2 separate regions of the Mus musculus genome follow, and region 2 is linked to region 1. Evidence: chromatin loops called from intact Hi-C (ENCODE). Cell type or tissue: left cerebral cortex. All regions are shown on one strand.

The links. Peaks named below come from ENCODE experiments on the same cell type or tissue, not always from the same donor. Only the 100,000 strongest peaks of a DNase experiment are listed, where the experiment ranks them.
Region 2: it touches region 1 in a loop (2.7-fold over the local background); 1 of 42 quality-filtered maps calls a loop at or near these places.

Annotation. Positions count from the first base shown.
Region 1 is chr13:39,891,796-39,896,795 of GRCm38, reverse strand. No RefSeq gene overlaps it. Among named protein-coding and RNA genes, the nearest start is that of Gm40924, 29 kb to the left of the region's middle. In left cerebral cortex, a CTCF peak has its summit at 2,459; a DNase peak (open chromatin) is centred at 2,446.
Region 2 is chr13:40,707,313-40,712,312 of GRCm38, reverse strand. No RefSeq gene overlaps it. Among named protein-coding and RNA genes, the nearest start is that of Gm26688, 18 kb to the left of the region's middle. In left cerebral cortex, no CTCF peak of the experiment used is centred here; a DNase peak (open chromatin) is centred at 2,417.

The sequences.
Region 1 (5,000 bases):
AGGATTTCTCAGCTCTCTGGAGTAAAACCGCACAGCTGATATGAATACGCAGCTCTGTTAATGAATCACTACACTAATGTCCTATGATGCACCAAGTCAAGAGCTAACACTTGGATCAAGGATTATCTGAGGTCCGTTTTGTTTCTCTAGCTCTTATCTGTTCATTCTGAATGGTTCCTAACAATAAAATGCTGGCAATATTTACTCACAACTATACTTACTCTTTGGCCTGCTCTATAGACTTTTCCTCCCGCTGGCTTTCCTTTTCCAGCCTGAGTATGAGGGCATTTGCCTTGTCTTACTGTATCTTGTTCTGTCTTGTCATCAGCGAGGTTTCCTGAAGCAGCAGAAGACCCGGCTCAGCCCCATGCAGGCACCGTGCTTGCTGTTTCCGTTTCTGTGAGCCCTGTTAGTTGATTAGGTAAGCCATGTTCTCCTGCTGACTTCCATCTCCTCTGACTCCTACAGTCAGCCTTTACGCTGCCTCTTTCATGGGGTTCAGAGTCAGGGAAACACGTGCTTCTCTCTTAGGAGCCCCAGCAACCAACCACACACACACTCCTAGTCATCAGTCCTGTGTGGCTGTGAACCCTGAAACAGTGACAAACCTGGCAAAATATACTCACTGAGTATATAATTGCTTTCTGGTCGGATTTAAGGCCCATTCCATATAGGCATTCATGCCGGGCCTATGAAACATGCATAGGTGTCAGATATTTATCTTGTCCACAAATATATATATTGAGATGTAAGTATGTATATATTCATTATGTTTGATTCATTAATGATAATATTTATAATAATTTTAATCTTACCATGTTACACCTATTATGTATACCTACTTCGAATAGGGCATTCTAAGTTTATTCATGCAAATTGATCATAAAATAAGTATAAAATTAACATATATGAATTATGCTTTTTCAGAGAGTTTTCTTTTACATTTGATTTTTTATTTTTGTTGTAACTTTCATGGTATCTACAACGTTATTCTAACAATTAACATTATTTAAGCAGTACATTTTTAACACTAGTGTTCCTATTACTGATTGATGTGTTTATAAAAAGATAAGGAGAGAGAGAATATGTTTTGGTGGAGGTGTAGTCAGGAGTGCGGGAAAGGGTTGCCTTGGAGGGCCCATGCTGAGGCATCCCTCCCTCCCCCCAAGGGACCATCCACATGATGGTATAGTATAGAATAGAGTTTATTCAGGACATGGGGAGGGTAGTTAAGAGGGTAGGAGAGGCAGAGAGAGAAAGAGTAGAGGAATAGGCGTAGAGGTCGGCAGCCATGAGAGAGGGGGAAGGGAATGAAGAGAGAGGGAGGAAGGGGCAAGAGAGGACAGAGGGGAACAAGAAGGCAGGAGCAAGAAAGAGAGAGGAGGAGGCAAGCATCCCCTTTTATAGTGAGATACACCTGTATGTTGCCAGGTAACTGTGGGGCAGAGCTTAGACAAAATGCTAACACTAATAATGGAAACTATTATAATTTACAACGTTGGCATCTTATAAAATTGTCAGGATTAATGCTACAGGATTTGTATGTATTGGTGATTTTGGGTTTTAAGACCTCTATTTTTAGGTATCATTATAATATGAGCTTTTATATGACTAAAATTCTGATAAACACAGCCAGAATGGGAAATCAAATCTGAAGATTATTAATAAAAAACCGGGTGAGTGCTTCAAAAGACTGTCTATCTTTGGATATCAAGATAACTCAGTTTTAGTAACGGTCAGTATCAATATCTGGGTTTACTTTATAATCTCATAATGTAAATCTTAAGCAAAGCTAGCTAAAATATACCTGTTCCCCTTCAAGAATGGCTATGTTAGAGAAAGTAAAGTTGCTGCTTGTCTAGAGTATCTTCTATCTTCCAGAATCAATCTCATTTCTTATAGTTAATTTTTATTGATGTACAAGATAATGGATTCTGCTCTGATACATGCATGTCATTGTACTTTGCTCATGATTTTCCCTCCAAGATCCCACCCTGCCTGAATTTCCCAAGTACAACTAACTACCTTTTCTTGAAAAATTACTCTTCAAAGCCTGGTATGTCTCTGAACCTCTAGGGTGAACAAGTACTGAATCCGTTCTAATTTCATAGAACTTTCTAGAGATATTCCTGGGGAGCAGTGTTCTTTGTCAGCTGTGGCTGTGAGTAGATACATTTGCCTATAACACAAGACAAAGCCAACATCGACATGGAAATCAAAGGTAAATTCCCTTCCGGGTCCATCGAGCACTCAGACCTTGTCATGTCTGGATGTACAATCGAATCTTCACCAGTCTAACTATTCTCCATCGTCAATAATCAGAAGACAGGCAAGGTGGGTGGACAAGGGGGTAGAGTGCCAATCATCAGGGAGTGTGGGCTGCAGGGGACTTCCATATGGTAGGTGTTTGTGATTTGCATAACTTTAAAGGGCTCTTTATTCCGAGGTCCTAGTGCCCCCTATAGCTCAAATCAGAGGACTACAGAGAGAAAGATTACAAGTGTGAGCACTTGGGCCCTGTAGGAGGCATTCTGACAGTTCTCTGCCTGGTTGACAGATACAACTAAGGACTCCTTCAATGTTTTGCTGTCTCTGTATTCGCTCCTGTTCTATTCCTCTTGGTTTTACAAATATTAATCACCAGTGAGCATCTTACATCCCAGATTCTCAGTTTCTGCTTGCAGAGAGCTGATTGCAGTAATGACTAGATACCTATTACACACAAAGTCTCAGTAACAACACAGAAAAGCTATATTGTACCTTTAGGTTAAAACTCAACTTTCAGGAGTATTTTTGTGACTGAGATGATGATGGAAACAAGAAAGCAGAATAGACAAATGTAGGCACAACAGGCTACTCAATTACTTTCTGATGTATATTCATTATTACGGACTGAATAAAATTTGCTTGAGAGTTGCTTTCTGGGGACCAGTGAGATACTCAGCCGTCAGGAGCACTGGCTGTTCCTCCAAAGGATCTGAATCCAATTGCTAGCACCTAGATGGAGGCTCACAACTATCTGTAACTCCAGTTCCAAGGATGCCCTCTTCTTACTCTTATGGACACCAGGCACATAAGTGGTACATAGAAAAACATGTAGGCAAAACAGACAGACATATAAAAATAAATAAATGATAAATAAATAAACAAGCAAAAAGGCTTTCTGAAGAGTTTTATATATTATTTTTAAAAAGTAACAGCTGGTAAGGAACATGCAAAATTTCATTTCCTGTCTTTTAAAACTTCAAAGAACTTATTTGAAGTTTTAATATATGAAATATAGCTGGACAATTTGCTTCATTAAATATGTCACTGGTGATTTGACCTGTGATGCATGAGGTTCACGCAGGTAAATGATACGTTTAGTGACTACAGGAAACAGCATTTGGATAAAATTTCCAATGAATAAATAATAATTACATAATTATTATTTATATATCAGTATGTAATATACAATATATTAATATTATAATTATATAATATATAATTAATAGAATTATATAAATGGGACACACACAAGGACATTAGAGGAAAAAAAACAAGTCAGGGTCAAAAGGAAAGTCAGGCCAGCATTCTGGTTGGCCTAAGGGTTTCTGCAGTATTTTCCTGAGCTCTTCCCCTAGTTAAATAAATAAATTAATTAATTAAATAAAATAAATAAATAAATAAATAAATAAAGGAGCTACACAGACTGAGGTAGCAAGTACAGAGCCTACAAGGGCTTGTGCAAGGTCCGCTGTGTGAAAGCCACATTATGAGGCTCCTGTGGGTTTGAATGAATGGCCTCTGCTTCTCTTGGGGATATTTCCCTTCTGATGATTTGCCTTACCCACGTTCAGTGTGATGGGTTTTGCTTTTGTTTATTATATTTTATTGTGTTACGTTTTGTTGTTACCTCTTGGCAGCCGTTCTTTTCTAATGAGAGACAGAAAGGGAGTGTTTCTGGATTAGAGGAGGGGGTGGGGTGGGGAGGGACTGGAAGGAGTAGACACAGGGTAAGCTGTAATTAGGATATATTTATTATATGAGAAAAGAATCTATATTTAATGAAAGGACAAACATAAAAGGACGGGTGCTCGATGAGTTTGTATTCTTTCCAGGATGATGGACAGCATTTGTAGATCAGCACATTGCAGGAAATGAGGCCGATTCAGGAAAGTGAGAGGCGAAGTCTTCTCTTCTGTGAAAGCATGGAAATGGGAAGTAGATTATTTGGGACGAGGAAGAGGGAGTGTGTGGATAGACAAAAATGGGAGGTCAATATGGCCCAACGACATCATGTTCTTCAGAGACAGTGGCATTATGAAACCCATTGCACTTGTGGGGAATGCAAACTAAGAATGTTTAGACAAAGAAGAGTAGAGAGATGGACGCTGGTTTAATAGCACACCTTATAAACCCATCTAATTACTGAAGTATGTGCACATGTCCTTTGATCACAGCCCGAGCAGACCACTTAAGAAGGCCATTATAGCTACTGTAGTTTTATGTGGTTCTCCAGTAACTCCGTTTTGCTGTATAGACATGAAAATATAAAGTTGCCGAGTTCTTTTAGTAAAGCCTGGGTTTGGGGGCTCGCTCTCCCATGCAAACATCAACACCGTCCTTCTTGGTCTGTTTCAGAGATTATTATGTTTTTCTGGAGAGAAGTCACCTTTTTCTCTCTCTAGCTAATGGTATCTGCATGAATGATCCATAGCTTTCTAAAACATATTTCTTAAAATGGGTTAGGTGTTATTTTTGTGTCAGATAGAGATGTTGAACATAGTTGGCATATTTCTTAAACTTAAGAGTTTATCAGAAGAGCGGAATAAATAAGAATTTCACCAAGAGTAGTAGCACTGACCCATAGTCCCAATATTTAGGAAGTTGAAACAGTGGAATTGCTGTTGAGTTAGAGGCTGGCAGGCCTATAGAATGAGCTTCTTCCTTAAAACTAAATCAAGACTAAACTAAGACCAAAGTAAAGACAAACAAGAAAGAATGTTGTATGAGAAACA
Region 2 (5,000 bases), 820 kb before region 1:
TAAAAGGGCTGTAAAAATCAGGTCAGCCTGCTAGAGATCCGAGAGGCAAAACTAACAACACAAACAACCAGCATTTTCATCCTACCCCCACTCCCCCTCCGAGTTACAGGTGCAAAGATTGCTGCAACCGAGACAAGACAATTGAAATTTACCCTTTTTAAATTTGATTATCCAAAGTGGAGACTTGAAGAAACAGGTCTATGTTTCCCTATTATTAACTGCAGGATAGGATAGGGAGAAAGGAGGGAGGGAGAGAGAAAAGAAAATCCAGGAACACAGGACTCAACTCCAAGTATCAGTCAACCAACCCCTCCATCCTAGGAGAATAAAGTCACTGAGCAAGTGACAACATCTGTCACACCTTTGCATCCTGTCTTAAGATGGGTTGGAATATTAAACAAACCTTTTTATCTTTTCTATACTAAACTTGGCTCAATAGCTAAGCTGTACAAAAGATGTCATCTTAGCTTCCTGCTATGCTTAATAACACTGCCCTCCCTTTGACCCACCTGGGACTAGAAAGCACTCTCCTCTCCAGCATTCCTTCTAGGAGAAGTTCATCTTTAATAACACCTAAGACCAAGTTAACCATGAGTTGAAACTAAAGGTGTTTTTATTAATGATCAGAATTGAGTTAATTGTCTGTGATGGTAGGGATGCACTAGGTCAAGATAGGCAAGTTATAGGCAGGCGAGCAGTAGAAATGAATGAAACATTAGTATGTGGATATAGACCAGACACATTTCCCAACCCAGTCATGCTATCTCCAAAGACATAATTGACATTTTCTGTGATAGACTGCAGGGCTGTCTGCAGAGTAGAGAGATTGTGCTGACGTGGAAAGCTGAGCAATTCAGGCACGTGTGAAGAGTTCACAGGCTTAAAACCAAAAGTCTTGCTGTGTATAAAAAGGAGGGAAACGGGTCACAGGATGAGTTGGGGGAGGGGGGGGGTCTCAGAAACAAAACTTTGTGTTATTCCTATGCAAGGTTGCGCTCTTCTGTTGTCTTACACAGCACGAAGGGAGCAGAGGCTGCTTTTCACAGAGCAGGTTTCTTTCTGAACAGAGCAGCAATGTTTATGTGGCTGGAGTGAGCTGTGGAATGGCAGAAAAAGCTAAGGAGTTGAAGCCTTCCTACGTAGAGCAGGCTCTCCCTCCTGGCCCCTTCCAGTAAGTATGATGATTCTGAGCTCTGTAGGTTGACTTTCTGTTCCCTCGTTATGTCTCAGGAATGGGGATATTTCCAATCGCAAAGGAGGGTTGTCTTTTCCATGACGTCTTCTTTTTTTCTAAAGTGGCTCAAACCATGCTGTGATCTCCTCTATGGAAATAAAGGTTTTGTTTTGTTGTTGTTGTTGTTTTTTAAAGCTGAGTGGGTAAAGCACTTGACTAGTGATGGGTGTACTTCTGCAGCCCCTCAAAACTAAAACTAGACAATGACAACCTTCCAGTCTTTTGAGTTCCAATAACAATCCTAAACACAGGAGGAGAGCAGCCAGCCTCTGCTCCCATCCATGACCCCATCCATGGTCAATTCAGATTCCCAGCTTCTACCAGTCAGAAGCCTGGGCCACTGTTTTTGTCTTGGAAAGGAGAGTACCCAGAACTCTCTAGATCATTACTCTTTAAAAATCCAACGCGACTTGGGGCTATGGAACACACACACACACACACACACACACACACACACACACACACACACACACACGGTCAAACTATATTTAGCTAATACAGCTTAAAATAATTTTTTTTTTCCTGAGGCACCGAGTTAATGCTAGGATCAAATTTCCGTTTGCTTTGTCAGCTACCAAATCCTATTTCAGGATGCCCCTTGTCTTTTTTGGAGCCCCAAGTCTGGGCTACACTTTTGTCTACAGCAGGGAATCAGTTTGGGAGGAGGTGGCGGCGGGCAGCGGCGCCTTGTGCAACCCCCTGATGAGGTTTTATCCAGCCTTTCCAGGGACCCGGCCTACTGAAAAGGCATTTCTTCTGCTGAAGTCATCTTCATCCCACCCACCCTGCTTAGAGCCCCCGGTATTCGGAGTAATTCACAACTAGGTTTTGTTGGCCCTGAGGTGGAGGCGCAGCGCCGGTGGGAAGTTTGAGTCCTACTTGGGGTGCCCATGGGACTAGGAAGCGACTATGTTGGGGCTCCGAGAGCGGCTAGAGTTAAGGGGGTTCTGGGCGGTAGCCACTGCCACCTGCGTCCAGGTTAGGTTCAATTAAACCGAAGCCCAGGTCTGAGAAAGAGCATTGAAACCGTTTTGCGACTCCATTCCCTCCACTATTTCTCTGCGGAGTCAGCGAGAGCTGGAAGGCATGGAGTTACAGTTTTAAGGGCCCCTTTCGCAGGATCGACTCTTTAATTAATGACTGCAGGCAGGGTTTGGGAAACTTTTTGGCTCAACCCGACTCAGGACAGCACGAAGTCCGCAAATCCCTAGCCCAGGGCTGTAAACAGAGCGACTCCCCTTTCTTTCCCACTGCCTTCTAGGAACTGCTTACCTTCAGCCCTATTGCACCAATTTCTGCCCAACACTTCTCCCTAGGCCTTTCCTCCCCTACACTCAAAGCCCCTTGTGGGCTATATACAGCTATACACTGTAGCTTTTGCAGTTGCATCCAAGATCGCTTGCTTTATTGTAACAATTTATATCACCTTTCAATATAGGTTTGAGAGAACACCCCAGCCTAAACTTGTTTCTAGTGTGGAAGTACCATTCATCTGACTTGGTCTGGGTCTCCACACCCGAGCTTCAGCGTCTCAGTTGGATGACCTTCCCCCATCCCCAAGGCAACACCTATTCATTTGCACCTCCGAGATACTTCCCTCTTTCCCCTTCCGTCCATCCACGTCTGTTGGTCTGTTCTCTTCTTCCCACTCTGCACCATCCCTCTCCCTACTTCTTCCTTCTTTCTCTGTTCTTTGCAAAAACCCACTCTGACTTTTCGGGGACGGGGGTGGGGGGGCGGGGGGGGCGGGGCGGGGAGACAAGCTGGGCTGTGCGGGCGAGGGGGGCTTCGCAGATAGTTGATATTCCGGGTCCAGCCGCTCTCCGCGTTCCCATTCTCTAAGCTCAGCCGGGGGGAAGTGTCGCCCCAGGCCAAACATATGCTTCTTTCCAGCGCGCTAATCCACCTTCAGCGTGGAGGCGTAATTGCTCGAGTGTCCATGGATTCTCTGCGCTTTGTCCCTCGCTGGCTCCCATCAGCCCTGGCACACGCCATTTCAATCAAATCTTTTCAGAAAACTGTCTCCTTTTATCAAGTCGCAGCCCGTGCGAACGACGGGAGCGTTTAACAAAACACCCTGCGTGTTCTGCCGGCCTCCCTTGGCCCTGAGCAGGGAGCTGCGATTAGAGCAACAACTTTCCACAGAGTTCAGTGGTGGGGAGGAAGGGAAAGGGGAGGGGGAGGCCGAGTGGGGAGGGGAAAGGGAGGGAGAGAGGGAGAGGGGAGAGAGAGTGAAAAAGAGAGATAGGGGGATAGGAAGAGAGATGAGAGAGAGAGAGAGAGAGAGAGAGAGAGAGAGAGAGAGAGAGAATATATGAGTCCGAATGAATCAGAATCATCAGGCTAGACCCAAAGTGAGTCTCTTTGAAGGCCCTGGTGTCAGGTGTACTGAAAAGAGAAGGTCAAAGGTTACATTCAAAGCAGAAAATATGTTTCATCTCAGTTATTTGTTTATTTTTTCCCTTTGAAACCCCAGAAATGAATTGCTTCTGTGGGAAGTGTTTGGCTAGCCCGGTGGGATGAAAAAGGACAACAGAAGCTAGCTCAGTGGAGTGGGCTGACAGTGAGGAGAGGCTCTGCTCGAAGAACATCACTGGTGGGCTCTGCCTTTGAAAGCTGAGACCAAAAGTTCCCGAGGCTGGTTTCCATGTACATATCACATCTCTTCGGTTGCCAGGGACAGGGACAGACGCCAGTAAAAGTTGTATGTGTGGTGGCCTTTTCTGACTGATGGTAACACCCTCTTGGTAAATGGGAATGCTCACACATTTTCTATTCAATATTTTAACTATACTCAGAGTTTCCTGAGAAAAAAGGAGGCGATGATAGATTGAAAAGAACTTTAGGAAAACCCCGTAGAAGCAGATTAAAAATTATTTTTTTTTATGCTAGAGGGGGAAAAAAGGAAAGCAAATGTGTAAAAGGAAGCATGAGGTTTGGTTTTGTATAGCAATTATTATGCAAATACACACAAGCAGGAGCCACTGTTGTTCTGTTAGGAGAGAGTGTTCTTGTTGCTTTGCTTCAAAGATGAGAGCATGGGGTGAAAGAACAGATCTCAAATCCCAAATCACCCCAAATCACCCCAAATCACCCCATCTCAAGACTGATTTTTTCATGGCCTGTATAGTTTTCCTTCTGCAACAATTTATTCCCGGTAACGAAGAGGAAGAAGACAGTGCTCACCAGCTTGCCTCCTTCCCCCCCATCCTACAGATGTAGAATTTCAGCAAGTCTTTAAATCAGGAAACTCCCCAGAGCATGGGGATGAGGATGGGACAACTCTCCTGTGTGTGCATTCTTAGATTGAAGTACTTGATCTGGTAAGGTCTTCTTAGCTTCATGGCTCTTCAGTGTCAACCCACTGGTCTATCTCCTAAGTCTGACAAAGCTATTCGTGGGCATCCAAATAGATCAGACAGTTGGTTCAAGACAGTGCCTAGGTTAGTATTTTGAAGCCAATTTCCATGTCCACACTTTAGTACAATGTTTGGAAACACTATTCTTAAGGCCCTATAAAGTTCAGGCTTTGGGACATAAAGGGAAGCAGCGGGGGTGGGGGTGGTTTGATTCCCGCAGGACCTAGAAAATGGGACATATACTTTGCTAGGCAGTATTGACTTTGTCAGTGGTTTTGAGTAAGGAAAAGATGATTTCTCTGGACACCCCAACCAGGAAGATTGGAGAACGGAGAACGATTTTGAAATTCAACTAGTGTTCATTTGGTTAGCCCACTGCCCCTCGTTTTTGTATGTCTGTGTCTCTA